Linked DNA regions of Homo sapiens: region 2 is linked to region 1. Evidence: chromatin loops called from intact Hi-C (ENCODE). Cell type or tissue: endothelial cell of umbilical vein. All regions are shown on one strand. Each heading gives the region's core, and the rest is flanking DNA. Links, peaks and the distances in the headings are about the cores only.

What was found. Hi-C counts contacts between places; a loop is a spot of excess contacts. Peaks named below come from ENCODE experiments on the same cell type or tissue, not always from the same donor. Only the 100,000 strongest peaks of a DNase experiment are listed, where the experiment ranks them.
Region 2: it touches region 1 in a loop (6-fold over the local background); 4 of 110 quality-filtered maps call a loop at or near these places.

The regions. Positions count from the first base shown.
Region 1 is chr10:102,232,566-102,248,400 of GRCh38, reverse strand. GBF1 (golgi brefeldin A resistant guanine nucleotide exchange factor 1) reads right to left here and starts at 2,869. Exons shown (of 40, transcript NM_001377137.1): 1 at 2,620-2,869. PITX3 (paired like homeodomain 3) reads left to right here and starts at 6,889. Exons shown (of 4, transcript NM_005029.4): 1 at 6,889-7,068. RefSeq lists enhancers at 2,412-2,861, 3,062-3,121 and a silencer at 6,738-7,027. In endothelial cell of umbilical vein, for the core only: no CTCF peak of the experiment used is centred there; a DNase peak (open chromatin) is centred at 3,020; H3K4me3 peaks cover 1,265 bases; H3K27ac peaks cover 620 bases.
Region 2 is chr10:102,293,539-102,309,373 of GRCh38, reverse strand. All of the region lies in intron 3 of GBF1 (golgi brefeldin A resistant guanine nucleotide exchange factor 1), which reads right to left. Among named protein-coding and RNA genes, the nearest start is that of GBF1, 56 kb to the right of the region's middle. RefSeq lists a silencer at 3,008-3,302. In endothelial cell of umbilical vein, for the core only: no CTCF peak of the experiment used is centred there; no DNase peak of the experiment used is centred there; H3K27ac peaks cover 716 bases.

The sequences.
Region 1 (15,835 bases), core at 2,002-4,501:
AATAATCACTTCTATGATCACTTCTATTATTATTGGGGTTCCAAATCAGCACACTGCTTTATTATATTTTCATTTAGTTAAACAACTGCAGTTGAACATACTGAAATATTAAAAAAAAAAAAGAGTAACAGCTAAACAGCAGCTCATTATATTTACATAGCTCTTCTAGCCTGAGGATAAAATGTCAACAAAAACATACACCCTTAAATTCAATCCCACCATTAACCCAACAACAGAATCATTCTAATCAGTCACACAGAGCCACAGGGATATAGTGTGTGATCAATCAATGAGAAGTGTCATACAAAGATTAGGGTGATCCTTGCAGTGAGTACTCTATAAATAGAGTCTCCTCAAAAGCAAGAGCTGTGTCTTCTTCCTCTTTAGCTGCCCACAGCAGCCAGTCTAAGTACCCTATCAATGAGGTTATTATGTGAAAGTGGCAGTCATCCTGACTTCTGGAAAAGAGGGAAATAAAATAGTAGTGTAACTTTGAGAACTCTGAGCTGAAACTGGGATTGGTGCCCAGCTACTGAGGAGATATGTCTATAGCCTGAGTTCCCACTGTGCCAATGAGCATCACTGTCAAGACTGGAACATACTGTCTACAAACACCATTAAAAAGAAGCTCAAATACAAGCTTGGGACTTGTATTTGAAGGATGAATTTTCTGATTTGTGGGTAGGAGTGGGAATTATTCCTATCTAGAAAATTATTCCTATCTAGAAATGACATTTAGGATTAAAAAAAAGAAAGAGAGAGAAAGAGAAAACGTTTTGATGCCTCTATAGTCACCCTTAGGCTCAACTGAGGATGACTGGATCCTGGATTGATCACACTGCCTACCCAGAGACTAGATTGCCTGTTATGCAAAGCATATCAACTCAACAGGGCAATGGCCCAAGTGAGCAAGGCAGGATCATCAAACCTGGGTACCTCCTGAGGTATGTCATTTCATTTGCTGCGTTCAACTACTTTCTTGGGGGCGGGGAGAGGGGAGGAATTCTACAACTTAGATCAGCAAGTTAAAATGCAAATAGTTTCCTGTACCATTTCCATCTAAATCAACACAGGTGAAGCATAAATAATGCCATCCCCCTTCTCCCAACACACACAAAAATTTCAATTTCATAAGGACGAAGGTAGGAAGGGAAAAGGGAAATTATGAAATTTCAATTTCATAAGGACAAAGGTAGGAAAAATTGAGTTAGTCATTCCAAGATCCTAAATAGTTTTCTCTTCTGACACTATGAGGTTTTGATCCTCCTTGTTACTACCTCATCATGCAAAAGTGCAAAGTGTTCCTGACTGCCAGGGCCAAAAGCAGGCCACAAGTCCTGATCACATACTGAAACTAATCCCAGATAGAGATAACGTTTATTGAGTGCCCACTACATACCAAAAGGTATTAGGTTGATCCTGCTCTTAACCTACTACATGCTCTAGCTAGGCCACTGCACATACATGCTACTACTTTTAAGAAGTGCATTAACTGAGCAGTCCCAAAGCAGACCTTTCCATTTGTATCCTCCACAGGGCCTAGAGTGCCTTTTATACCTGAATTAATGCACAAGTTTCCACATTGTGCATTAAAAAACACCATCTACACTATTCCTTATTTCTAAAAGCATTCGTTACCCTTGGTGGACTTTTATAGCTTTACAACACAGCAGTTTATCAAAGGTCATCACAGTGCCATAAACTACTCTCTAGGGTTATGTTCCATCATTCACTCTGGGGCTCTGACCCTACAATTGGCTGAAAATCTCTCATGACTCTTTTTGCCCACTAAACATAATAGGCCGACAATACCAAACTTTGCCAGTATTCAAATATCTCTCTCTGCTGTCAGTCAAATATGTCATAATAGAGTGGTTTCCTTATGATTAAGCCTCATCTCCTTAGTGAAGATCTGAGAGAAAAATGTCAACAAAAACATACACTACAAAAGAATGCCTGTGAAAGATTGTATAAAGGAACAAACAGGCCCAGAAGATAAGTATAGTGTTTACATACAGACCCAGACTGGCAGCTGAGCTGTCCTGTAAGAGGGAAGCCTTCTCATAGCCCAGTTCCCTGCGCTGCTATAACCTCAAGCCTTCCACACGTCCCTCTGCTGACAACCTGATTCTAGGGTGCACTAGTTCATCATTATTAATGAAGCAGTTCCTTTGTATTAGTGAGGCAATCACAAAGAAGTAGACGCTGTACAGAATCTAGAGAGACTTTCACATCTAAAGTCTGAAAACCCATAAAAGTAGACACAATGCTCCTTAGGTTTGCTTTCAGCTTTTGAGTACTGGGCTCTTCAGGATGCAGAAAGCGCTGGAAAGGAGAAGCTAAATACTAGGTCAAGCCTGGGAAAACAGAAGATTTGGGCACCTGCAAAGGATCAGTAATGAGAGCAGAAATCGCCCCTCCTGCGGCAGAGGCATGACCTTTGCCCCTGCATACCTCCCTGTTCCCTCCCACAACAACCCTTCCCTCGTCTTATTCCTGTCCGCTGCGTCCTTAGCCCACCTTGGCTCGCCCAATTTAAGGGCCCTTCCCACTAATTCCCTATTGCGATGTCAGGGCGGCCTTCACGACACCGGAACTCTAGGAAGAGACTTCGCTGACCTGTCAGCGGATCCAAAATGGCGGGGCCTAGTCCCAGGACCGGCAGCCGCTGCTCATGTCCAGCCCGCACCCCGGAGGCGTCTCCGAGCAGCTCTCCCGGCTCTGGTAGCAGATGGGAGAAGAGAAGGAGCCTGTTTCCTGGAAATTGAGGCCGAAGTCAGGGTGGGACTGCACAGTCCGCCAGGATGAGTCGTCCGGGACGGGCAGTAGAGCCGGGTACCTTCCCTGTCAGCTCACTGACGTGGTAACTAGCCTCAGTCTAGCCCGCTGCCTGGTAACTGCGCGAGCCCTGCCGCGCGCAGCCAATCATAGCTTTGCACCGTGAAAAGTAGCATTCCGACTATCCAATCGAATAAAGGAAATTGGCTTCAGGAGGCGGGTAGTGCCTAAAGAAGCGCGATTACAAGGGAAAGAAAGGGTATGTTAGGGGACAACCAACGGATACGAGTACTCTCTGAGTGACAGTTTAAAAAACCAATAAAAAATGAGGAACTGGGCTGGGCGGCTAGAGAGGTGGAGTTAGGTAGAGTTCGGTTGCAGTGCGCGGTTTGGCAGTGGCTGCTGGGCATTATGGGGAAAAAGGCTACAATTGGCTGGAAAGGGGCGGGGTCCGCTTTGAGAACTTGAGCGGGCATCCCTACTCCCCTGTCCACGTATTATCAAAGTTACCTGGGCCAAGACCATGCCCCTTGAGGAATCACTCCTTTTCGAGGCAGCTCTGGGCTCCCTTCATTCTAAAAACAAGTCCAGCGATCTATTCCACACCCTGCTCTCCTCGCCCTCTTGTCCACCTTCCCTGTCGTGGCTTCTCACAGTTATGTCTGTCACGTCCCAACTCTGTTTCAGCGTCCTCTGCCCCACTCCCATCATCCAGAAATAGAGAAAATGGGACGTAGCAGAAGCCCTGGATATCTAATTTAAGTCTCTTCATTTTACATTATAGGAAACAGCCCCAGGGTGGAAGGCTGGGCCCATGTTCACATAATTAGTAAATAGCAGAGCAGAGAGACGAACCCCTGGGTCTCCTCACCCCCAGGCCAACTCTTTTCATCGCCTTTTGTCACCTCTTATGCCTTAGTATATCGGGCTTTGACTCCCGGTCTGCCTTTCATACCAAGCCTTTGACGGGCCTTATCCACCAGGCTAAATACGCAGCTTAGCCCACCTCATCAGTGATAGGAAACAGAAGTCTTTCTTGTTTGCCTTAGAAACGCTAAGGGGCCTGAGGGTTGGATGCCCACCTGTTTTCACTGTCTTGCCCCCAGCTGCCTCCTCCCCTTGCAAGAGATGATAGAGGTTACTAAGCTATTTAGAATTACCTGTATTACCTGGAAGTGAGAATGCGTGAGAAGAGGACAAGAGGATGGGTTTTCTCCTAGGAGACTGAATCATGAAATTCCCAGCCTATTTGGGACACTAGAGCCCCAGTGTCCCTGCAGACCTGGAGAAGCTGCTGGGAGGCAGTGAAAAAAAAATACCTAATTCTTTCCATACATCCTCCCAATTATGGACGACCCAAGTCCAGGGAAGCTCTATAACTAACCACATAGGAAAGTAGTCTCAAAACCAGACATCCAAAGACCATCCGTGTGCTACGATGCGCTATTTTTTTGTTTTGTTTTGTTTTTTTGTCTTTTGTTTGTTTGTTTGTTTTGAGAGAGTCTTGCTTTGTCATCCAGGATGGAGTGCAGTGCTGTGATCTTGGCTCACTGCAACCTCCACCTCCTGGGTTCAAGTGATTCTCCTGCCTCAGCCTCCCAAGTAGCTGGGATTACAGGCATCTGCCACCACACCAGGCTAATTTTTGTATTTTTAGTAGAGATGGGGTTTCACCATGTTGGACAGGCTGGTCTCGAACTCCTGACCTCAGGTGATCCACCCGCCTCAGCCTCCCAAAGTGTTGAGATTACAGGTGTGAGCCACCACACCTGGCCACGATGCTCTAGTGTAAAGCACCCATCAGATATCAGACGTGAAGAACCCCTCAGTAACTTCCTACACCTGCACATTGGGCTTCTGGTCGGTGGGTCCAGCTGAGGATCTAGCCTCTATCACCCAAAGAGAGTCAGGGAAAGAGGATATACCATCATAGCACCTCTTTCCACATTACCTCAAAGCCATTTTCCTCTTCATTTGAAAACTGAGAGTTGGTGTCCTGGGCCTGTCTCAGATTGAGAGGTCCTGGAAAGCCGATTGGAAAATCCTCTAAGTGGGCCAAAAATTTCTGCTCGCCAATATCTACTTCTACATACCTCCAGAAATTCATCATTCTAAAAGCATGTGATTGTGCAATAGAGATGGGGAGGAGAGAGATGACAATTCCCTAGTCCCTCCTAACCACTAATCATCATCTTACCAGGCAGAACATCTTCCTCATAGATTTCAGTGTGACATTTATTGAGATTCTACATTATGCCTGGGAATAACAGACATGGTCCTTACCCTCCTAAATTTTATTATCATAGCAGACAACACATAAGCTGATCCCTTCAATATGGTGGGTGGTGTAATAGAAGGTATACACTGAGGGTCATGAGAGCAAGGGGCTAAACTGAGAGTTCAGAAAAGGCTTCCCAGAGAAAATAAGACTTGAGTGGAACATTGGAGGAGTAGGAATTGACAATATAAAGATGGGTTACTTTCACAGGAAGGGCCAGAGGTGTGCAGGACACTACTAGGAAATTGGAGATGAAGACAAGGTCAGGTCCTGAAGGTCTTGTATGCCAGGCTAGGGAGCTTGACCTTTATCCTAAGGGCAATGGGAGTCACTGAACAGTCAAGACATGACTGCTCAGATTTGCCTTAGGGGCATATTGTGTGACTGGGCTTAGGCTCTTTTTTTTTTTTTTTTTTGAGACAGAGTCTTGCTCTGTCGCCCAGTCTGGAGTGCAGTGGCGCGATCTCAGCTCACTGCAAGCTCTGCCTCCTGGGTTCACGCCATTCTTCTTCCTCAGCCTCCCCAGTAGCTGAGACTACAGGCACCCGCCACCAAGCCCGGCTAATTTTTTGTATTTTTTAGTAGAGATGGGGTTTCACCGTGTTAGCCAGGGTGGTCTCAATCTCCTGACCTTGTGATCCGCCCGCCTCGGCCTCCCAAAGTGCTGGGATTACAGGCATGAGCCACAGTGTTTGGCCTGGGCTTAGGCTCTTCGGAGCACCCAAGCAACATAGCCTAACTGGGAGAAGAGAAGGAGCCTGTTTCCTGGAAATTGAGGCCTAAGTCAGAGAGGGCCGAAGTCACAGTCTGCCAGGATGTTCCTTGGTCATCTGTCCTGTCCCTTGCAAATTCCTAACCAGCAGGCACCAAGGCCACACCTTGCCCACAGGACTTAACCTGGTACCACCAGCGGGAAACCAGCCCTGCTGAAGGAGGGAGAGCACAGCCTAAGCAAGACAAGGGTACAGACTGAAAGGCAATGCCTTTGGAGTGCCCAGCCCAAGCCCTGAGATCCAGCAGGAACCTCCTCTTAATTGTTTTGCGCGGGGAGGGAGATGATAGTTACTCGTCCAAGTTCACTCAGTGATGGTGCAGTTCGTGGCAGCGTTGGAATACTACTTTGGTTTGTATCATTCCAAACCCTGCTGTCTCCACGAAGTCACCTTCCTTGGAGAAGAAGGGGGAAATGAAGAAGAGGAAAGATATGAGGAAAGAGGAGCAGAGAGAAAGAGAAATGAGTCTTTTAAAGTGGCAGAGGAAGGAGAATGGTAAACAGCAGGAGCGAAGCGGCTGAGGAGAAAGAAGAGGAAAGAAAGGCGAGACGTGGGAGGATTGGAACAGAGACAAAAGGGAGGAGAGACGGACAGCGACAAGTGGAGAAAATCGGCGAAACTTGAGTGGCAGAGAAGTCTGAGCGCTGAGACCCGGCGGCCCCGTGCGCCTTCCCACCTGGCGCCGATCCACTTTCCTCGGGGTAGCGGCCCAACCCACTTCGCTGCCAGCCGATCCCTTTTACCCGTGGCTACCGGGACCACTCTACTCTCGCCCACTTGGCTCTGCCTAAGCGTCCTAGCCGGAGCGCGGTCTCTGCCACGTGGGGAGGGGCGCGGCCGAGTTGCTGAAGAGCGCTTCTGATTGGCCAGAGGGCGGGGTTCTTGGCGTCTCGCCGGCCAGACCCCTCCCTCAAAGGCGGGGCCTGGAGATCCACAGCTGGAAAGGGCGGAGCCCCAGCAGGGCAGCTGGAAAGGGGCGGGGCCTGACGCGCGCGGCTCGCCGCGGCGGGCTGGGGGCGCCCTGGTCTGCCATAAAGTGAATGGGCGCCGGCTGGGGGTGGCAGTACGCGGTGAGGCTCACTCCCTCCGAGAGTCCAGGAGCGCCCGAGCGGAGAGGCGGCCCGGGAGCAGGGGGGCGGCCCCCACTCCGGCCGGGTGCCCGGCCCCTGGCCCCTGCCTGCCCTCTAGATCGCCGCCGCAGCCGCCGCTACTGGGAGTCTGCCTGTTGCAGGACGCACTGTGAGTGTTTGACCATTCTAAGGACAGGGGCTCATGGGGCCGAGGAGCTATTGCTGGACCTTGGAATCCCTAAAACGAGACCTGGGGCAGCTGAACTCCGGTGCCTTGGGAACAGGTCGAGAATGGGAGGGCGGACTGCAGACCTGGGGCCAGGACTTGGGAAAAGGGAAACTCAGGGTAAGAACCAGGGGATAGGGAAGGGGGAGACTCAGAGGATCCGGAACGAAGCCGGAGACTTGAAACCAGGATAGGGGCTTCGCGAGGCAGGGAGTAGGGAGTCTGGAAACCATTACCAGAAAGCGCCCTGGAATCCCAGGGCACGGGGCAGGCGGCCAGGGAGCGAAAGGGGTTACAGAGGCCCTGGCCAGCGGGGGAGCTGGCGGGGCGGCCCCCAGTGTGGGGGCAGTTGACGGCGCCCGATGCCCCTCGGCCTAGGCTCAGACTCCTGGGGCTGGGAGCCGGGGTGCGCCTGGTCGCACACGCTTCTCTTCCCAGCTGCTCCGCAGTTGGAATAGGAGCTGTGTTGTGAGAGCCCGGCCGCGACTGAGTCAGATGGCCGCTGTGCGGATCAGAGTGACCAGGCGGCGGGTATAGTGGATCTGGCTTGGGGTGTCTGGGCCCAGAAGGGTCCTGACTTGAGGCCGCCTCAGAATCGGACAGAATGTCCGCGGTGCATGGGGCTCGGAGCGGACAGAATGTCCGGGTAGCGAAGTGGGTCTCTCCGGAGCGGGAGTTGTGTCTGGCAGTGGCGGACAGAATGTCCCTGGCTGGGTGGCATGTCCGTCTACCCAGCAGCGCCTGCCCAGCTGCTGCGTGTGCGATGGGGTCGGCTGCGGTGGGTCACCTCAAATCCCAGCTCACACTTTGCAAACTTGTTTCAGCTCCTTCGGGCTGCGAAGCTGTGAGCAGGGAGCGAGAGTAAAGGCTACAACCTGGCCTTGGGGTGAGGTGGGCTGGGACACATGCCCCCTTCAATTCAGAATAGATCAGAGCATCACTCTGTACTTCCAGAATCCAAATTTGAGGACAGAAGGCCAATGAGGAGCCTGCTAGTGGGAATCAAGACCAGGAAAGGAAGGAATAGGTGACAAAAGGCAATGGGAAAACAGGAAGGAGCTGGGTACAAGCCCCTGGCAGCCTCAGTTGCCCCCTAATTCCAATACAATTAACCAGACACCCCCCAGACTCCTTGCTGGAGTATCAGGCGACCAATGGCTCCTTCCCTACAGTGGGCAGGAGCCCAGGCCAGAAGAGAAAACTACAGCCCCATTAGCAAAGCAAATCCTGTGGTCCTGTTTCCCTTTTTCTTCCTCAGCCCTACCAGTCCCAACACCACCCTGGTGGCTGAGCGGAGGTGGGAAGGAGGCTCATGGAATCCAGACTCTGGAGTCCAACAGGGGGCTATCTGGCCCTCTCAGTCTGGTTGGGAAGGATATCTTGGCCCTACCTAACAGCCGGGTTTACTTTCCCTGCAGCTGGGATACAGCCCTGACTCTGCTGGGCCCATACAGTGACCATCCACCCTGACCCCAATTCTAACCACAGCTCAATTATGCTGAAGAGGACAGAACAGGGAGAACGAGTCCATATAAGTGAGCAAGATAGCCCAGCTGGGGACTGAGTTTTCACAAGGACAAGTGCAAGGCATTGTATTTAGCAATGAGTAATCTAAACAGTGGTTTCAACCTTTCTTACCCTTCACCTGTGAGTGACATACAATACGTATTCCCCATACTCCCATGTCCATTCCTCAGTTCTAAAGTTTGCTTATTACTGGCTAGGATTCTCAACTTTTGTTTTTCATTTGCCCTATTTTGATCAATATAAAGACACACCACAATTATCCCCATCACATTCTGATACACTTTTCAGGGGCTTGTGCTCCCATTGCTGTGCTCCCATAAAATCACTGAAATTATAGGTGAAATGAAGGACTCTGTGTCAGGAAAGGAACAGGGAAAGCATTACAGATGGTTCCCTGAAGACTTTAGCTCAAAGTTGGCTTTTGCCAAAAAGGCCAAAGAGGTGGTATCATAATGAAGGTGATTGGAAACAAAAGACAGAACCTTTTCCCACCCTTGCATAAAGCCTTGTAACTGAACGCATGCCTGGTCACTGGCTCTTAGGAAGAATGTCATGGGCCTAGAGTAGGGTCAGAGAATGATTGGCAGAATGGGGAGCCAGGGGTTGCTGGTGAGGGCAAATTTCAAAGTTTAGTCCTCTGGAAGGTGAGACAGGATGGAAATCTACAGCATAATAAAAGACCTAGATATGCAGAAGAATTGCTTGCTCCCCAAATCTTGAAACTGGAGATGAGGGGGCCTTTTAGAACTGGAGTGATGCAAGCTCAGGATGAATAGAAAAATGTTCTTTGGCACACAGTGGGCAGCATACTTCCAGAGCTCATTTCCAGAGAGATGATAGAGGCAGGAAGTAGAAATGGAATCCTTCAGGGTTTGGAAGGATCAGCACATGTCAGAGTCACAAATGGCTACAGGGTGGAGGGAGTGAGGCATGGAAAGAGCAGAACTAGATGGTTTGAATCTCTTCAAATCTCTTCAAACTGTGTAACCTTGCATCCTGCCTTCTTAGAGGTGTAATGGGGATAGGCACTCCAGCCATGCAGGGCAGTTGTGCGAGTTAAATGAAATTATGTCTGTGAAGGCCCTCTGCAAATGGAGGAGCATCATATAAATAAGAAGCACTGCTATTATTATGCCCAAGCTGCAGAATCTTTGTTTGGAAAAGTGGGGCTGAGACTTAGAGCAGCCTAATCTCATCCCTGATGCAGCCATAGGAGGGATCTTAATGACAGACGGGCCACCCTATCGTGGACTTCAGATGCTGGCCACTACCCCTGCCGCTGTCTGAGAACTCTGGGGAGCTCCCCAAATGCTCAGCCTGTCTACCAGGCCAAATATCTCTGCCTGCCTCCTGCTCAGGGATGGGAACATTGGCCCAGGACTCAGGTTCAGGACGGGAGGGCAAACGCAGCAGGCTAGAGCTGACTTGTGGTGACTGAAGGATGGGGCCAGTAGAATCTTTTCTTCTCCATTCACACTAAATGATGCCTCCTAGACTAACCTGAAGGATCCATTAGGTCCTGAGCTTTGGGGTGTCTAGGGTGTCCATGGCCACTGCCAGGGACTCATGAAAAGAATGATGGGGAGGAAAAGGAAAAGATCATCAGTGGGGTAAGAGTTGGGGGAAGACAGAGAGGAATAACTTTCAAAACTCTATCTCTCCTTTCCCATTGTCCTGCCCCGGGGCCTTTTTTACACCTTTCAGTTAATAGTTTCTCCTTTCCTATTTCTTCCCTGCCCAACCCTTTATGCTCACCATGGTCAAATAAAGGTCACAAAGATGCTGTTTTTTGTCACACCCCTGGATACAAGCCTCCAGTGACCCCTACTGCTTGGTGCATTGCTTCTCATAGTGGGGTGGGCGGGGGAGGAGGGCAGTACGGGAGTGGAGGAGGCATGACACACAGTCTAAACAGGGCCCATCTTCCTGGTGTGGTGATATCACTTGAAGATTGGGGGGTTTTATATTAAAAAAAGCTTTATTTTTATATTAAAATATTTTATAATCCATGACTAAAGTATGGAATAGAACGAAAAATTTGTTTGCATTTTTAACATAAAGCTGGTGACCTCAAAACAATTTCATACTAGTGGCAGCTGTTTCAGGTCATGCTTCTGTTTTCTAGTAGATGTTGTTTTTGACTGGTCTTAGGGTTTTTTTCTTTATTCAGGGCTGTTGCTCAGTGTGAATCTTAGCGGTTTTTGATGAAAAAGCTGGACATACTGTAGCCTAGACTTTGTCAAATCTGAACCACTGCCCCTTGTCCCCCATTGGAGGCCCCCTCGGTTTGACTCGTTTCTCTCTGCAGATCTCCCGTGGCCTACACTGAGACTCTGACTAACCTAGGCTCACCACTGCCCTCCCAGCCTGCCAGCTTATTCCCAACACTGCTGATTATTTAGAATGCCATACCCCTTCTCTTCCTCTTGAACTCCCAATTCAGTCACGTGCCTATATTCTCTGAGCTCCCAACACTCGGTACCACCTTCCATGGGCTTCCCTCTCTCTGATCTCCCACAGTCTGGGAGTCAGACCCATGCGGTCCATCTTTCCATCCTGTGCTCTGTTTGCCTCCCTACACTGCAGACTCCTACAAGATAGGGTCTCTGCCTTACTGTTCTTGGGATCCCTCTTAACACCTAATACTTGCTGAAGGAAGGAAGCAAGGAAGAGCAGGAAGACTGTGGAGTCATTTCTCTGATCCCCGAATCGTCCCTTAATAACTTGAGTGCTTCAAATCTTTGCTGCAAATGTGTCTCGATTTGCTCCCATTTGCACACTGCAGTTCAGCAAACCATAGAGTCTGGGTGCTCAGCGTCCCTAATGAACATGCAGCCATGTCCACTTAAGGACCTCACTTCAGTTTCATGTTTATAAGATGAAAACATCACAACTCCAGCTCCTCTCATCTCTCCATTTAGCCCCTGAATGAGAAAGGTTTTCTCCTATTTGAGTTCCAGGTTATGCCTCCAGCCTCAGGCATTATTATTGCAACCGATTGTGGGCTCTCACTATGTCCCTGGTCTACCTCTCTGGCTTCAGGACTTAAGTGGGTCCACATGACAGCTGACTTATTGCCATGGGGTTGTGTCTCTTGGAAACCATGGCCTCCCCACTGTGGCCTCCCTGGCCTGGGATCTGCTCTCCACCTTCATATGTCCTGGATATTTCATTCTTGCTGCAGTCCATGACCAGGCTTCCTGTAATTCCAGCCTGTACTACAGAATCAGAGCATACCTGTAGGCCCTCTGTACTCCCTGGGCCTGGGATTGCCACCCTGATACCAGTGGGACTGGGCCACACATCCCTCACATCCCTAGCAGGGTGTGGCAAAAAGTCTAGGGGTGGGGCCGGCAGCCCCCTTCCAGAGCTGGACTCACCATCACTGTTATCTTCTGACTCTCTCTGTCCCTGCCTGGGCATTTCTTACTAGCATCAACCAATCCTGCGGCTTCCAGACCTACTGCTTGTTCTTCCCTATCCACTGAGTGAGGCGAAGTCCCTGGCCTCAGTCCCAACTCCCTAGCTTCCTGACCTCCAGCAGTTTGGGGGAGCTTAATCTTCAGCCAGCCTGTCTCCAGCTCAGACAACAGCTTGGCGCCCCCAGCCTTTGCCTGACCAGCCCACCCGGACGTGAGTCGGCTAGAGGTCTATGCCCCCACCCTTCCATCTCTCTATTGCCTGCCTGGCTTTACTGTTCTTTCCTTCTCTCTTCAGTTTCACGGTCAGGTCCCTTCTCAGCTGTGGCTCCTCTCTCTGCTGTTACTAGCCCATGCAAGAGCCTAAAGGCTTCATTCTTTCCTCTACCAGTCCCTTGTCCCCAAAGTGGCTCCCAGCTTGGGTTACTCTGCCCATTTTGCTGTTACCTTGTTGACTGGGTCACCTATGCTCAGGACAGAGTGTTCACAGCATGTGTTGCCTATCTCTCAGTAATGCAGCGTACTCACCTTCATTCACCAGGGAAACACTTCACTGGAGGATACAGAGTCTGGGCAGATGACTCACTCAAGGAAGGGCAGACACAGGGATGAGATCTTAGCCACCACTCCACCCTCAGTGCCTAACTCAATGCCCAGCTCATAGAATGTGCTAAATAAACATTTGTTTAATGAGTGAGGAAAAAAAACTACTCAGGTAGAGTTTTATCCCTACTCATATTTACATGTTTATGTTTTTATCTAAACCTTATAACAACACTGAAGGCAAGTAGGGAAGGGATCATGAACTTCCTTTCGGAGATGAAGAAATGTGCTCAGAGAGGTAAAGTAACTTGCCGAGGACACACAGCTAGTAAGTTGTACAGCCAGGACGTGAATCTAGATCTGCTGACTCTAAACCTAATTTCTTTGGGCTATACCAGATGACTTTCCTGAGAGGGGCCTGGGCACTTTCTGCCCCTCCTCCCCACCCCATCCTCTAGCTCCAGCATTCTCATGCCTTCTCCTCACTCAGCAGCATCCAGTGCAGAACACTCCCCTGGCCCCTTGGCCTGCTCCTCCCCCACACAGAGTCCTTAGCTCCTGGGACTGAGAGCTGAGGTTCAGAGGGGCCAGGGAGGCGGTGGGGGGGTGGGGGGTGGGGGAAGGGTAATAATGGCTAGCTCCAAAACAGCCCCGGCAGCTGTCCCTGTCACAGAGAGGAGACTGTGTGACGGTACGTGTCTGTCTGCCTGGATGTGGCAGCGCATGTGTGGGAGAGTGTGTGTTTGTGTGCCCCTAGCTCCAAGTCCAAGTGCTTATTATGTCTGAGTGGGGGCCTGTGTGTGTCTGCACATGTGTCTGTCTGTCTCTGGGAACACGCAGCCTGAACTCGGCTTTCTGGCCTCGGCTTTTCCTCGCCCATATCCCTTCTCACCCTGCCTCCCTCTGCTGAAATAAAGTGAAAGCAAGATGCAGGTATGGAATGCCGGGGACAGGGTAATTTGGAAAACTGCAAGTCGGGAGCCAAAGCTGACTGGAAGGCTAGGTGGCAAGGGTGGGACTGCTTTTCCCACAGGTAAACCCCTCTCTGGGTTTTTTCCCAGCTCCATGTTGCTTCCATGGCCTCTGGAAAAGTCAGGGGGATGATTTGCATTTCAAGGGCATCTTGGGTATGAAGTAAGGGGTATGAAGTAAGGGGAGACTTCAGAGCACCCCTTTTTCCAACTCTCAGTTCTAACCCTTCCTCCCTCATCTTCCCAGCCAAGGCTACCATAGTTCCTTCTCAGGGACATCTCCCTTCCATCAGAGCATTGTTGGCCAAAGTTTTCCAGCTCCAAACCCCCTGACCTGACCCGACCTGGAAGGGGAAGTAAGCTGAGCACACCTCCAGTTCTGGCCTGACTTTTCTCCTGTCCTGGGTTCCCTCCAGCCCTGTCTCTTCACACCCAATAAAAGGTCCAAGATCTAGACCCCTCTGCCTGTGGAAAGAGCAGGGACTCTTTCTCAACCTCCTGCCTTGACCTCGGTTCCACTCCCAACCTGGCTTGAGAGGTGGGGTGGGGAGTGGGGGCACAGCTGTGATCTCTGAGCTGTTGAAGGGGGCATTACCATGTGCAAATACAGGCTGCTGCCCATCTGCACCTCCCTGAGAAAGGCTCCTAATAAATCCAGAGCAGCCAAGTGACACACATCTCAATCTAGGCTAATCCACCACATTAATGCCATCCTGTGCAGCCTGCATTAAGCCCCTGTTAATGGGGAAGGGGTGAGAGAGGCAGAGAGGCCCCTCCCACTCAGCTCTCTACCCCTTCCCTCTGTCCCTAGCCTCCTTCTGTTCTCCTCCAACCAAAAGGCACCCAGAGTCTTGAGCCCCAGTATTGCCCATTTCCCTTCCTCGCAGCAGAGGGGTCCTGGGAGAGCAGGCAGAAAAGGGGACCCTGCGGGGGAAACTTGGAGAAGGACCCTGGGAGGCTCCTGGGCAATGTGAGGCTAAGTTTGGGAAAGGAAGTATGAGTAGGAAGGTGGTCTAATGAAGCTCCTGCCTATGGCCTGGAGCAGGCTTGGTAGAGGCTGTCCATGAGTGGAGCAGTCACTGGTGGGATGCAGTGTGTGTCGGTGCAGGCATGAGACCAGGCCCGGCCCAAGCACCCAGTGGTTTTTATACTTGTGTTTGATCTTGTTACCTTCTTTCAAATGAAATCTCTTCAGAAATAATAAACAAAACAGGCTGGGCATGGTGGCTCACACCTGTAATTCCAGCACTTTGGGAGGCCGAGGCAGGCAGATCACCTGCGATGAGGAGTTCGAGACCAGCCTAGCCAACATGGTGAAACCCCGTCTCTACTAAAAATACAAAAATTAGCCAGGCGTGGGGGCACGTGCCTGTAGTCCCAGCTACATGGGAGGCTGAGGCAGGAGAATAGCTTGAACCCTGGAGGTGGAGGTTGCAGTGAGCCGAGATCATACCACTGCACTCCAGCCTGGGCAACAAAGCGAGACTCCATCTCAAAAAAAAAAAAAAAAAGAAGGAAAAAAAAAAAAGAAAGAAGTCGTAAACGAAACAGACCAAAGCAGCGCTGCCCTAGCTGAAGCCGACCCAAGCAAGGCCAGGCTAGAACCGCAGCTGAGTCCCTGAGCGAATCTCGAGGGAAGGCCCCAGAAAGCACAGTGTGAGAAAACAAGCGTTCTGAGTTGACTGGATCAGAAAAATAAAATAATAATAAAAGAAAAATAAAAAGCAAACAAAGAAAAAGCATTAGGAGTCTCACAGACCTAGTTCAGATCTCAATCCCACTGCTTACAAGCTCTGTGAGCCTCATCAAGTTCCTTCAAGTTACGGTTTCCTCAGCAGAAAAAGGATGATCATACTTGAGGTATTCTTGTGAGGGGAGAGAGAATGAGGTAAAGGCTCACAGTAAGTATACATTATTCTTAAGGGAGAAATATCAGGTCTGGTTCAAAATACAATCTGTCCTAAGGAGAATGGGTAACAGACATCTGGTCTGTGTCTCAGGTATGATTGGCTGAGGACCATGTATGAGTATAGGGGGATACTAAGCATTCAGGTGAGAAGGATTTTAAGTTTTTGCAGATGTAGTATAGGGTATGTAGCGTGCTATAGTGTAGATTTTGTTGTTGTTGTTTTTTGAGACAGCATCTTGCTCTGTCACCCAGGCTGGAGTGCAGTAGCACCATCTCGGCTCGCTGCAACCTCCGCCTCCCAGGTTCAAGCGATTCTCCTGCCTCAGCCTCCCGAGTAGCTG
Region 2 (15,835 bases), core at 5,748-8,247, 57 kb before region 1:
GATGACTAAAATAATTTACACACTTGCATCCACAGATTTAACATTTACTATTTCAGCTATTCAAGAGTGACTCTGAAGGAAGTCCCAAGACAAGCTGTAATTAATAACTTTTCTGAGACATGAGTTTGATTCCTGCTCTAAGGCTGATTGGTAGCAGTAAGTTGTTCACCTAGTGACTGGGCCTAGCTGATTACTCAGTTGTGCAAATTGAAGCCCTCTCTCCTCCATCAGCTCTAATAAGACAACACCATTAAGTGCATAACTCAATGAATTTTGCAAACCTAACCACTCATGTAGTCGGCACTCAGATCAAGACACAGAGCACTATTAGGACCCAGAAATCCCAATCATGACTTCTTCCAGTTGCAATCCCTCCAAAGATAATCATTATTCTAACTTCTTAAACCACTGATTTTCTCTGCCTGAACTTTACATAAATGGCATCATGAAGTAGAAGCTCCTTTGGTTTGGCTTCTTTTTTTTTTTAATTTTATTATTATTATACTTTAAGTTTTAGGGTACATGTGCACAATGTGCAGGTTAGTTACATATGTATACATGTGCCATGCTGGTGTGCTGCACCCATTAACTCATCATTTAGCATTAGGTGTATCTCCTAATGCTATCCCTCCCCCCTCCCCCTACCCCACAACAGTCCCCAGAGTGTGATGTTCCCCTTCCTGTGTCCATGTGTTCTCATTGTTCAATTCCCACCTATGAGTGAGAACATGTGGTGTTTGGTTTTTTGTCCTTGCGATAGTTTACTGAGAATGATGATTTCCAATTTCATCCATGTCCCTACAAAGGACATGAACTCATCATTTTTTATGGCTGCATAGTATTCCATGGTGTATATGTGCCACATTTTCTTAATCCGGTCTATCACTGTTGGACACTTGGGTTGGTTCCAAGTCTTTGCTATTGGGAATAGTGCCGCAATAAACATACGTGTGCGTGTGTCTTTATAGCAGCATGATTTATAGTCTTTTGGGTATGGATTGGCTTCTTTCACTCAATATTATGCTGGAGAAAGTCATCTGTGTTGTAAGATATTGTAGTTTACTAATTCTCATTTATTTATAGTATTCCACTATGAGAATTTTCACATTTTACTTATCCATTTTATTTCTGATGGAGATTTGGGCAGTTTCCTCTTTTTTTTTTTTTTTTTTAGCTTCTGTGAACAACACTGCTATAAACATTCTCATAAACATCTTTTGGTGAACATATATATGATTACCTGCTGGGCATATTCTTAGAAATGTAATTGCTGGCAAATCAGCTCTTGTAGATGCAGCCAGCTTTCCAATTTACCCTATTTACCCTTAGGGTATGAAAGTCTGAGTTACTCCACATCCTTGCTATCACTTGATATTGTGTATCTTTTTCATTTTTGCTATTTTGCTCTATGTGTAGTAGTATTCTATGGTGGTTTTGAAGTTCCCTAATGACTAATGAAGTTGAGCACCTTTTCTTATGTTTACTGATTATTTAGGTATCCTCTATTGTGAATGTCTGTTCAAGTCTTTCTCCCATTTTCCTACTGGGAAATCTGATTTTTTGTTTTTTTTGTTTTTTTTGAGACGGCGTCTTGCTCTGTCACTCAGTCAGGCTGGAGTGCAATGGCGCGATCTCGGCTCGTTGCAACTCTGCCTCCCGGGTTCACGCCATTCTGCTGCCTCAGCCTCCCCGGCAGCTGGGACTATAGGCACCCGCCACCACGCCCGGCTAATTTTTTTGTATTTTTAGTAGAGATGGGGTTTCCCTGTGTTAGCCAGGATGGTCTCAATCTCCTGACCTTGTGATCCGCCTGCCTTGGCCTCCCAAAGTGCTGGGATTACAGGCGTGAGCCACTGTGCCCAGCTGGGAAATCTGCTTTTTTCTTATTGATTTACACCGGTTCTCACAGGGACCTTTTTTTTTTTTTTTTGCCAAGGTTGGTGATTTGTGAACATCACTATAACAATTCCTTTCAAAAAGCAAAAATGTACTGTATTTCATATATGTCTCTATCATTCTGTAGTTAAAAAATTCAAACTCAGCTCATATTCTAATTTTTAAATAGCAGAATCAGAATCAGAATCCTCAGATTTTATCATCCTGAGGCTCTTGGCATCTAATAGCAACATGCACTGAAGTCCATGTTATAGTAAGAGCTGAAAATCATCCTCCCACTATAACAGGAACAAAAGTGTGGGGAAAGAGGAAGAGAGAAAGCAATACTTTTCCTGGGATGAAAGCCTCTACAGCACAAGGCCTGATTAGTAAATGGAAATTCTGGATAGTCTCTGAATAGAATCCTTTTCCACCTTTCAAATAATTTACAGCTTAATGTCCGCTAAATTTAGTAACTTCTCCCATTTGTCCATGGCAAGGAGATTCTTGGCTGGCTTTCCATGGTCATTACAGACCTTCTCATAGATCCCTGAAATATGATGTGGCCATCAAAATGTCAGCACTTACCTGCTGCCCACATTGTGGACACATGGATCAGTTCACAGGTCAGTGACTGATAACATGAGGAAACAAGACCAGCTTCAGATCTAATTCAAGAATAGATACCTGACCATCCCCATGTTCTCAATAATATAAGCTAATAATAATGGCCAATTCCTTGGCCACATCAGTAACTATCTAAAGAGACAGCCCCGGCTGGGTGCGGTGGCTCACGCCTGTAATCCCAGCACTTTGGGAGGCCCAGGTGGGCAGATCACCTGCAGTCAGGAGATCAAGACCAACCTGGCCAACATGGCAAAACCCCGTCTCTACTAAAAATACAAAAATAAGCCAGGCTTGGTGTCAGGCGCCTGTAATCCCAGCTACTCGGGAGGCTGAGGCCAGAGAATCGCTTGAACCTGGGAGGCAGAGGGTGCAGTGATCCAAGATTGCGCCATTGCACTCCAGCCTGGGCGACAAGAGCAGAACTCCATCTCAAAAAAACAAAAAAACAAATAAAGAGACAGTCCCTCCCAGAGCAATCACATAAGGGTGGAAGAAAGAGCATTAATAAATAGAGCAACCAGGTAGTGAAACAGCAGTAATTCTGTTGAAGAGAACTCCCATGCTCAGAAACCTTCAATGAATGATTTCCCACTTCTATTAAAACTGAATTAAGGGGAATAACAGAATTTAGAGCTGTAAGGAAACAGACACCCAGCTCATTTCCCGTCTCATTTGTGTTTATGTGTGTGTTTGAGTAGTGCAGCTGAGGTCAAGAGAGGTAAAATCACTTACCTAAGGGTAACACAGCTAATTATGATAAAGCCCAGTCTATATCTCAAGTCTTCAGGCTTCTTCTTAGGTATCCTTTAATTGTATATATATATAGTAACCTTGCTCAGTTGGTATTTAAGGGCATCCACAACATGAATCCAACCTACCTATTCATCATTCTCTCCCTCTGGAGATCCCTGCTCTCCCCCAAACCTATCATCCTATTTCCATCATTTTGAGAGGGATGCTCTCCTTTTACCCTTCACCTGCCCAGAACAGTACTTCACACTCATTTAAAGTGATCATGTTTGTATTACACAAAGCACCCACAAGTGTCTGGCATACAAAAGATATTCAATACAAATTTATTGAAATGACTCTTTAGGAGAGAAACACAATGAAAGGACTCGAATTTATTTCTTTTTTTCTTTTTTCTTTTTTTGGAGACAGAGTCTTGCGTCATGGCACTCCAGCCTGGGCGACAAGAACGGAACTCCGTCTCAAAAGAAACACAGTGAAAGGACTCCAATTTCTTTTTTCTTTTTTTTTTGGAGATGGAGTCTTGCTCTGTTGCCCAGCCTGGAGTGCAGTGGCATGATCTTGGCTCACTTCAACCTGTGCCTCCTGGGTTCAAGTGATTCTCCTGCCTCAGCCTCCCAAGTAGCTGGGACTACAGGCACGTGCCATCATACCCAGCTAATTTTTGTATTTTTCACTATGGGGTTTCACTAGGTTGGCCAGGCTAGTCTTGAACTGCTGACCTCAAGTGATCTGCCTGTCTTGGCCTCCCAAAGTGCTGGGATCACAGGGATGAGCCACTGCACCTGGCCAGGACTCCAATTTCTATAGCTAGGAGAAAGATTTGTCCAGAATTAGAAGTACAGTGGTACCTCTTAATATTATTTCACCTCTTAATATTATTTCACTGAGGTGATCAAGTACACACACACACACACACACACACACACACACACACACACACACAAATCTGCATATAATTTCAGAAGGTTCATTAATCTCCTGAAGCCCATTGCTGGATCCCAGATCAGAATGCCTGATCTCAATCCTTCTGGAACCAATGTTTTACATAAAATTTTTATTTTGGTATGAACCACCACACCCAGCTAATTTTTTATTCTTTTTCTTTCTTTCTTTCTTTCTTTCTTTCTTTTTTTTTAAGAGATGTGCGTCTTGCTATGTTGCCCAGGCTGGTCTTGAACTCCTGAGCTCAAACGATCCTCCTGTCTCAGGCTTCTGAGTAGCTGGGACTACAGGCTTGCACCACCACACCCGGCTTGTATAAAATTTTAAAAATTTACTTACTACTACATAAGGAAGAACTTTTCCTTTTACCTAATTTCTTTCTTTCTTTCTTTCTTTTTTTTTTGAGATGAAGTCTCACTCTGTTGCCCAGGCTGGAGTGGAGTAGCACAATCTCAGCTCACTGCAACCTCCACCTCCCAGGTTCAAGCAATTCTCCTGCCTCAGCCTCCCTAGTAGCAAGATTACTGGCGTGTGCCACCGCACCTGGCTAATTTTTTTGTATTTTTAGTAGAGATGGGGTTTCACTGTGTTGGCCAGGCTGGTCTTTAACTCCTGATCTCAGTGATCCACCTACCCTGGCTTCCCAAAGTGCTAGAATTACAGGCATGAGCCACCATGCCCGGCCCCTTTTACCTAATTTCACCTTGAAGATTATGTTCCTAAATCCTAATATTCTAAGACTGGAAAGTATTTTATTTTACCACTCCAAAATTTTCTCAGATTTAAAAAATATATATATCTTTCTTAGATGCTGCAACCAGAACCACATACGGCATTCGAAGTCTTTGCATGTTGTAATGTTTTCAAAATTACATACGATGTGGCCCATGACTGTGAGGACCTCTTTAGCTATAAAACAAGTAAGTATTCAAAGAACGGTCCATATCCCCTTTCTAAGTCAGAATATAGATTATAAAAGGCCAATGAATCTTAAATATAGTTTAGATTTTCCCCTTAAGTATATATTGGCTTAAGCTTAAACCTTATGTACCATTTTTCTGTTTGGATATATTTTTGCAGTTATTTTATTCCTATTAGAAGAACTTAATTATATGTGAAGATGGAGACTTCACATATAATTCATTATGTGCTCTCTAAAGGCAATGCCTTTGGAGTAAAAAAAAAACTAGATTAAAATCCCAGTCCTGGTATGACCATAGCAAATAAACTTCTCTAAGCCTCAGTTTCTGCATCTGTAAAATGACAAAGAAAATAGCACAACCCTACCTCCTCGGCTTGATAATTAAACAAAATAATGTATTTAAAACATTCAGATAAGAATAGCTAAGGAAATTTTTGAAAAAGTAAGTACTGAGAGGGTACCTGCTTTGTATATTGAGATTTATCATAAAACAACAATAATATTTGAGATAATTTAGAGTACTTGGTAGAAAGTCGGATTAAATTTTTGAAGTCCTTCACAATTTTAATGCCATGCCTTAGCCTGGAGAACTGAAGCTGCGTGGTGTGAGCTGCCTGAATATATGACAGGAGGCTTACAGACACTGTAATCCTTAACCTGTTCTCACTCAGGTGTAGCAGTATTCATATGGAAACAACCTGAATTATTCTTTAGGCAGCCATAGCAGTAGAAAGTCATCAAGATTTTCTAAGACCTCAGGGAGGCTGTGTAAGGCTTTTTCTAGGAGAAATAGGTACAGACATTAGCCATTTTACACCAGGGCCATTTATGGTCAATTGATTTTGACAAGGATGCCAAGACCATGCAATGGGGAATAGCCTTTTCAACAAATGTTGCTGGGACAACTCGATACCCACATGTAAAACAATGAACTGGACCCCTACCTCATATCATATACAAAAATTAAAGCTGGTCATGGTGGCTCACGCCTGTAATCCCAGCACTTTGGGAGGCCGAGGTGGGTGGATCACTTGAGGTCAGGAGTTTGAGACCAGCCTGGCCAACATGGTGAAACCCCATCTCTACCTAAAATACAAAAATTAGCTGGGTGTGGTGGCATGCACCTGTAATCCCAGCTACTTGGGAGGTGGAGGCAGGAGAATCACTTGAACCCAGGAGGCGGAGGTTGCAGTGAGTTGACATCGTACCACTGCACTCCAGCCTGGGCAACAGAGTGAGACTCTGTCTCCAAAAAAAAAAAAAAAAAAGCTTAAAATGGATCAAAGATCTAAATGTAAAAGCTAAAACTCTTGAAAGAAAACATAGATGTACATTTTGTACCAGAGTTTCTCAACCTTGGCACTAACGACAGTTTGGGCCACGTAATTCTTCATCATGGGGGCTGTCCTATGCATTGTAGGATGTTTACCAGCATCCCTCCTGGCTTTGATCCACTAGATACCAGTAGCATGCCTGAGATATGACAATCAAAAATGTCTCCAGATATTGCCAGACTTTCTCTGGGGGGCAAAATCACCCAGTTCAGAATCATTGTTTTAGTCTTAGTGATGATCCTTATCCTCCTCCCTTGTAAAAATTGACAATGACTACATCATAACTACATGAATGGTTATTTGCTTAGTAGATGAATTCTAAGAATTCTTCAGAAAAGTCATTAAATACTCTAAATCCATAATTTTAGGATAATCTCAGGACCTTGCCTAAGGGCCAGTAGCCCCATTTTGAAAAGTTTAGTTTAATTCCTTCCATTGGAAGGTCACAGATCAGTATGATGATTTTTTTTTTGGTATGGCATTTTTGTTTTGTTGTTAACAGCTTTATTGAGCTATAACTCACCCCTTATATATTGAGATATAGTTCACTCCTTTAAAGTATACAATTCAATGTGTTTTAGTATATTCAGAGTTGTGTAACCACGTACTATATGATGATTTTTGAAAATACTAACCTCTCCCCTCTCCCCTTTCCCTCTCCCTTTCCACAGTCTCCCTCTGATGCCAAGCCGAAGCTGGACTGTACTCCCGCCATCTCGGCTCACTGCAACCTCCCTGCCTGATTCTCCTGCCTCAGCCTGCCAAGTGCCTGGGATTGCAGGCGCGCGCCGCCACGCCTGACTGGTTTTTCTATTTTTTTGGTGGAGACGGGGTTTCGCTGTGTTGGCCGGGCTGGTCTCCAGCTCCTAACCGCGAGTGATCTGCCAGCCTCGGCCTCCCGAGGTGCCGGGATTGCAGAGGGAGTCTCGTTCACTCAATGCTCAATGTTGCCCAGGCTGGAGTGCAGTGGCGTGATCTCGGCTCGCTACAACCTCCACCTCCCAGCCGCCTGCCTTGGCCTCCCAAAGTGCCGAGATTGCAGCCTCTGCCCGGCCGCCACCCCTTCTGGGAAGTGAGGAGCGTCTCTGCCTGGCCGCCCATCGTCTGGGATGTGAGGAGCCCCTCTGCCCAGCTGCCCAGTCTGGGAAGTGAGGAGCGCCTCTTCCCGGCCGCCATCCCGTCTAGGAAGTGAGGAGCGTCTCTGCCCAGCCGCCCATCGTCTGAGATGTGGGGAGCGCCTCTGCCCCGCCGCCCCATCTGGGATGTGAGGAGCGCCTCTGCCCGGCCGCGACCCCGTCTGGGAGGTGAGGAGCGTCTCTGCCCGGCCGCCCCGTCTGAGAAGTGAGGAGCCCCTCCGCCCGGCAGCTGCCCAGTCTGAGAAGTGAGGAGCCCCTCCGCCCGGCAGCCGCCCCGTCTGGGAGGTGTACCCAACAGCTCACTGAGAACGGGTCATGATGACGATGGCGGTTTTGTCGAATAGAAAAGGGGGAAATGTGGGGAAAAGATAGAGAAATCAGATTGTTGCTGTGTCTGTGTAGAAAGAAGTAGACACAGGAGACTCCACTTTGTTCTGTACTAAGAAAAATTCTTCTGCCTTGGGATGCTGTTAATCTATAACCTTACCCCCAACCCCGTGCTCTCTGAAACATGTGCTGTGTCCACTCAGGGTTAAATGGATTAAGGGTGGTGCAAGATGTGCTTTGTTAAACAGATGCTTGAAGGCAGCATGCTCATTAAGAGTCATCACCACTCCCTAATCTCAAGTACCCAGGGACACAAACACTGCGGAAGGCCACAGGGTCCTCTGCCTAGGAAAACCAGAGACCTCTGTTCACTTGTTTATTTGCTGACCTTCCCTCCACTATTGTCCTGTGACCCTGCCAAATCCCCCTCTGCGAGAAACACCCAAGAATGATCAATAAATACTTAAAAAAAAAAAAAAAAGAAAAGAAAATACTGATTCTCTTATATATTTTAAACCACTGTCCTAACAAACTACTCTTAGCATAATTAACGAGAACTAAAACACAAAACCAAAATAAAACAATAGGCTAGTCAATTTGGCATTGTCTCCTCAAAGCCACAAAAGAGTGATGTTCCTCAACAGCAATCAATAACTTAGTCACATATGTACAACAAGCTATAAAAGAAGCAAACTGAATGACGACGGAGCTTTGCTTGAAATTTAGTGTCACTGTTGTAAAGAAATTAGGAAAAGTTAAGTCACTGCTAAACCAATGCCCTGTACCAGGAACCACAAACATTCCCCTTTCCCCCCTGCTTCCTGAATTCTGGCGTCATTAGGTAAAAATGAATATACAGACCAGTAAGTGCCAACTAACATAGCAAGCATTCTAAGGTCAGAATCCTTTTTACCATTTATTTAACTTGTTTTGATTCAGGTTGTGAGTTCCTCTACAAAAGCACCACCCCACTTGATGGAAAGGTCATGGTTTCACTTTAGAACCTCTTTTTCACTGCTAGTGTAACTACAATGCCACTGCGACCTTAACTTTTTTTTTAGCTGTTGAATAATGCTTGCCCTACTGCTATCACTGTCTAATCCAGAGACTATGGCTGGCAGGAAGAAATGCCTCTGGAAGCTACAGCTGTTATACAGAACAGCTACCATCTTCCAAGTATAAGAACCACTTCCAGCTCCTTCTTTGACCAGTTTGCTCAGTCCAAATTTCAGATCTAATCTGAAGCCAGTGAAAAGAGCTGTGGCTTCTAAGACCAAAGCTATTTTGTTGAAGAATACTATCAAGGGAACTGTATATGCAGCCAGACAAGAAGTCAGTTGCAAGATACTCCAGAAATACTAGGCCTAATCCTCCACTGTCCAGAAAACCTCAGATCCCCTGCCAAATCATGTGAAAACATACTCCACCTGACTCAACAGTTACTCATTTTTCTCACATTTACTGACCATACCCATGCAGATGGTGTGAAAGTTTATTCTATCCTACTTTAAATGAATGTCACCATATTTAATATCATACTTTTAATAACAATGATAAAATAACAATAATAAAAATAATTTAGTATATAGTTATGTACTGTATAGTAGGTAGTACACAGGTATGTGTAGGTTTTGTTACTGCCCCATTTTTTACATTTATTTTTTAATTTTTTTGGGACGGAGTTTCGCTTTTGTTGCCCAGGCTGGAGTGCAACAGCGTGATCTTGGCTCACCACAACCCCTCCACCTCCCGGGTTCAAGCGATTCTCCTGCCTCAGCCTCCCAAGTAGCTGGGATTACAGGCATGTGCCACCATGCCCTGCTAATTTTGTATTTTTAGTAGAGACGGGGTTTCTCCATGTTGGTCAGGCTGGTCTCGAACTCCTGAACTCAGGTAATCCACCCGCCTCTGCGTCCCAAAGTGCTGGGATTACAGGCATGAGCCACTGCGCCTGGCCCTTTTTACATTTATTTTTTTAACAAATTAATGTATAGTAAATGGATTCCTTGGGGAAGCGTATTATCTATGAGTTTTAACACATGTACTAACTCATGTAACCACTACCACAATGAGGATACAGAACAGTTTCATCTCCTCAAAAATCACCTCATACTACCCCATGGTAGTCACACGCTTTCCCCACCACCAACCCCTGGCAATCATGCTTGTTCCTGGTCACCACAGTTTTGCCTTTTCCAGAATGCTATGTAACTGGAATCATTCACTCAGCAGAATGACTTTGAGATCCACCTAGGTTATTGCATGTATCAATAGTTCTTTCTTATTGCTGAGTAGTATTCCATACCATCCTCATTTTATGGTAAGTGCCTCATAAGGCACTTAAAGTACAGCAAGGTTATGCAACCTGCCCAAGGTCATCAAGGTGAGGCCAGTATTCAAAGCCAGTCTGCATGGCTTTAGAACCTATATACACTCTTAACCACTATGTTATACTGCCCCTATTAATCTAAGCTCTTAGAAGAGGGGGATAGTAGTCCATGATCCTGATTTAAACATTAAGAGCTTTTCTAGAACAACAGAACAAATGAGTTTCATATTTACCAAAAATGAGGATGAGAATAGTCAAGACTTCTAGTGACAATTCCAAAGCTCTCAAGGGATCTTGATGTAGAGGTAAGAGTAGGAGGTATAATCAGTGAAACAGGCCTAGGTTTACAGTCCCACTTCTGTGACTTACTAAGTATGTGACCTTACACAAGTTCTTCACTTTTTGGAACCTCTGTTTCCTCTTCTATACAATGGGGATAATATTACCTTGAAATATCCTTGGGGGAACTCAATGAGATGATACATACAAAGTTCCTGATACAGAGTATTATTACCACCTATATTGAGTAGAGACAAAAAGAGAGGCCAAAATGCTTACGAAATATACGAGTATTTATTAATCTCTGAAAGATTTAGAAGGCATGGTCCCTGACTACAAAGAGCACATATTCTAGCTAAAAGATACACTTTTCTAAAAGTAGAACTAATGTCATGATATAATATGATGCTAAACTGTGTGACTGGATCTACAAATATAGAGATAAACTCACAATTTTAGCCAATAGCTTTAACTTTCTATTTAATTTTTTAAAGTCAAAATCAACACTCAGGTGTGGACTCGACTTGTCATCTAGTCTAGAACATTACCTAGGTATAGATAACAGCAAAGCCTTTACTAGTCGACATCTAGAATACATTTTTAAAACTATTAGTTTCGGCCGGGCATGGTGGCTCATGCTTGTAATCTCAGCACTTTGGGAGGCTGAGGCGGGGGGATCACGAGGTCAGGAGTTCAAGACTGGCCTGGCTAACACAGTGAAACCCCGTCTCTACTAAAAATACAAAAATTAGCTGGGCGTGGTGGTGGGCGCCTGTAATCCCAGCTACTCGGGAGGCTGAGGCAGGAGAATCACTTGAAACCAGGAGGCGGAGGTTGCAGTGAGCTGAGATTGCACCACTGCACTCCAGCCTGGGTAACAGAGCTAGACTCTGTCTCAAAAAAACCAAAACCAAAAACCAAAAACAAAACTACTAGTTTCAACTCTTTCATTCCAGGTACCTGCATCAATTTCAAAGTGGTATTTGTTCTAACAACTTTTTACCTATGAAAGGAAAAAAATTCTATAAAAGGCCTGAGTTTTATACTACTTGATGAGTGATTGGTTTATAAAATTTTCAAGTTCTTTAGGAAAACAGAGTATACTTCAAAGGGGTTATGAAAAGGTCCAGAAGGACTCAAATTCTATGTCCAAAGGAATTCAATAAGATCATTTCTTTCCCTTCTGCTTCCATTTGGTCTGAGTGGAAAAATATATAAACAAACAGGAGTAGTATAAGAAGGTAAAAAAGAAGAGAATAAGCTGGAATAGTAGAAAGACTATTCAAATCTATCTACAAGAGTCATTCTAATTTCTTCTGGTGCTTTCTAGTAATCTCTCCTCAACTGATGTTTGCTATGTGAATCTTTGCTAGTACAGAAATGGTTTTTCAAAAGTCAGCTCAGGTTTATTAGGCTTTTAAATTAAGCATGCTAACAAAACATACATAAAACAAAACTGCCTGAATCCTTATTTCCCAATTAGACCTGGGAGCAAAGTCTAGTGATAACTGTACAGCAAAGCATCTAACGAAGGCTGTCACAGCTACTTAGCAACACATCCCCAATAGCTGGCAAGTCTGTACATCTATGCTGCTTGCTTAGTGCTCTGGACTTAGAGAAAAGAATTAAATTTTAAAAATAAATGTTAAAGCCCACACACAGCAGCAATTTTTAGTGGCAGTGAAATGTCACTTGGGGACCAAATAGAACCAAGGGGTTCATTTTTCCAGTCCTGCCTCATCTTAAGTCTTATGCTTATAACTTGCTTAAATGCTACAATTACCTTTTTTTTCCTTTTTTTTTTTTTGAGACAGTCTCGCTCTGTTGCTCAGGCTGGAGTACAGTAGTGCGACGTAGGCTCACTGCAACCTCTGCCTCCCGGGTTCAAACGATCCTTGTGCCTCAGCCTCCCAAGTAGCTGGAATTATAGGCACGCGCCACCAGGTCCAGCTAATTTTTGTATTTTTAGTAGAGACGGGATTTCACTAAATTGGCCAGCTTGATCTTGAACTTCTAGCCTCAAGTGATCCGCCCACCTTGGCTGCCCAAAGTGCTGGAATTACAGGTGTGAGCCACTGTGCCTGGCCTACAATTCTTTTTTTTTTTTTTGAGACAGAGTCTCACTCTGTCGCCTAGGCTGGAGTGCAGTGGCACGATCTCAGCTCACTGCAACCTCCACCTCCCGGGTTCAAGCAATTATCTGCCTCAGTCTCCTGAGTAGCTGGGATTACAGGCATCCGCCACTAAGCCCGGCTAATTTTGTCTTTTTAGTAGAGATGGGGTTTCACCATCTTGGCCAGGCTGGTCTTGAACTCCTGACCTCATGATCTACCCGCCTTGGCCTCCCAAAGTGCTGAGATTACAGGCGTGAGCCACCGCGTCTGGCCTACAATTCTTTATCATTCAAAGAAATATAACTATCCTTAGACCTGGATTTCTACCAGAAGTTTAAGGCTGAATCTCTTATCCCTATCATCTTACAAAAAGAGAGAAGACAAATCTCAAACCTATATTCTAAAAAAAATAGTCAAGGTTAGGAAACAGGAGACAATTGCCAGGCAAAACCATAACCCTTCTTTCTTATTTAAGTCAGTTGGGCAGTTTTTTTCATAAGCAGCAGCAATGAATGGGGAATCAGGAGACCTGAGTTCTAGCTTTCCCCCTGATAAGCTATGTGACCTTGGTTTAAGTTTTAGTTTCTTCTGTGAAACAAGCTGGTGAGAATAGACTCAGAAATCACAAACTGAAAGCCAGCTTACAAATTTGGGCTGGTCCATAGATGTGTTTTGCTTAGTATTATATTGTGTTTTATTTTTTTAATAGCAATAAATGAGTTTATTGAGAATAAGTGAAACCACATTTTGGAATGAATGTTATTGTCCGCTACTTAAGATATAAGTATTTATTTGAGTATACAAATAAACTTAACAGAATATGCCAAACAAATAAATATGTATAATAACAAATACATATTTATTCAATGGAATATACTAGTAAGGTTCTGGTGACAACCCTTAATCAGTATAGCTAACAGAACTGCCTCTATTCTCGCTTAATCTGGATTCCTTTTCTCCTCATTCTAATATTCCTCTTCGAAGGAGACAAGGTTTTACCCACATAAGTCTTTTAAAAAAAGCTTATGAAAATTTTCAAAATTATATAAATGTAAATTATGTAAACAGACTAACAAACGCCCAAATATCCCAAACCCAGCCTCAATAATTAGCAACTTAGGGCTTATCTTGTTTTTTCCCTTCTATTCCCTTCTATTCCCATATTGTTTTGAAGCAAATCTTGCCTATCATATCATTTCATACATCTTTAACCTTAATATCATTATCATCACATCTAAAAGAGTAATATTGCTTTAATATAAAAATTTTAGTTAGTGCTCAATTTGCAATTATTCAATTTCTATAACTGCCATAAACTTTTAAAGATAGTTTGTTGTATAAATCACTATCCAAACAAGGTCCATATATTGCAACTGTTTGATATGTGCAGAGTTAAAACTGAATTGAATGTCCTTAGATGGCACAGAATTCTAGTCTGCCACAGTCCATACTACTCCCTATTCTTTTCATTTAAGTTATCTGCCAAGCCCTTGACAGTTTTTGAGTTTAGTTCTCTGGAGGATCTGAAGTCTCTTCCAGTTCTAAGATAACTTGACTCTTGTAAATATTGACAGAGAAACAAAACAAATGAGTGGAGCTCTATCCTTTAATCTGAAAAACTAAGAAGCAGCAATACACACTTGTTAATTAGAAATATGGGAGTAAATTCCAAAAGAATCTACTAAAAGAGATGAAAGAAGTTGCCTCTTGGGATTAGGATATATTGGTGTCTGCTATTCCACATCCTCAGGCCTACCTCACAGGCTTAACTGATATGCATTCATTGCTTAAGGACAGAGATACATTCTAAGAAATGCATTGTTAGGTGATTTCATTGTTGTGCAAAAATCATAGAGTATGCTTACACAAACCTACGTGGTATAGCCTACTACATATCTAGGCTATATGGTACAGCCTATTGCTTCTAGGCTACAAACCTGTACAGCCTGTTACTGTATTGAATACTATACACTGTAAGCAATTTTAACACAATGGTAAGGATTTGTATATCTAAACACAGAAAAAGTACAGTAAAAATACTGCATAAAAGATACAAAATGGGCCGGGCATGGTGACTCACGCCTGTAATCCCAGCACTTTGGGAGGCCGAGGTGGGCAGATGGTCAGGAAATCGAGACCATCCTGGCTAACACGGTGAAACCCCATCTCTACTAAAAATACAAAAAATTAGCCGGGCGTGGTGACAGGCGCCTGTAGTCCCATCTACTCAGGAGGCTGAGGCAGGAGAATGGCTTGAACCCAGGAGGCGAAGGTTGCAGTGAGCCAAGATTGCGCCACTGCACTCCAGCCTGGGCGACAGAGCAAGACTCTGTCTCAAAAAAAAAAAAAGAAAAAGAAAAAAAAGAAAATGGCAACCCTGTGCTGGGTACTTAGAATGAATGGACCCTGCAGGACTGGAAGTTGCTCTGGATAAGTCAGTGAGTGAATAGTGAGTGAATGTGAAGGCCTAGGACATTGCTGTATGCTGCTGCAAACTTTATAAACACTATGCTTAGGCTACATTAAATTTATTTTTAAAAAGATTTTTCTTTCTTCATTAATTAACCTTAGCTTACCATAATTTACCTTATAACTTTTAAATTTTTTTAAGCTTTTGGACTTTTATAATAATACTTAGCTTAAAACATACATACTACAGCCCGGGCATGGTGGCTCATGCCTGTAATTCCAGCACTTTGGGAGGCCGAGGCGGGTGGATCATGAGGTCAGGAGATCGAGACCATCCTGGCTAACACGGTGAAACCCCGTCTCTATTAAAAAATACAAATAATTAGCTGGGCGTGGTGGTGGGTGCCTGTAGTCCCAGCTACTCGGGAAGCTGAGGCAGGAGAATGGTGTGAACCCGGGAGGTTGAGCTTGCAGTGAGCAGAGATCACGCCACTGCACTCTAGCCTGGGCGACAGAGTGAGACTCCATCTCAAAAAAAAAAAAAAAAAAAAAAAACACAAAACATACTACAGCTGTACAAAATATTTTCTTATATCTTTATTATATAAGGTTTCTTCTATTTTTAAATTTTTTATTTTGTACTTTTTAAACTTTTTTGTTAAAAACTAAGCCACAAACACTCACATTGGCCTAGGCCTACAGAGTGTCAGGATCATCAATATCACTGGTTTCCACCTCCACAGCTTGTCCCACTGGAAGGTCTTCAGGGCAATAACACCCATGAAGCT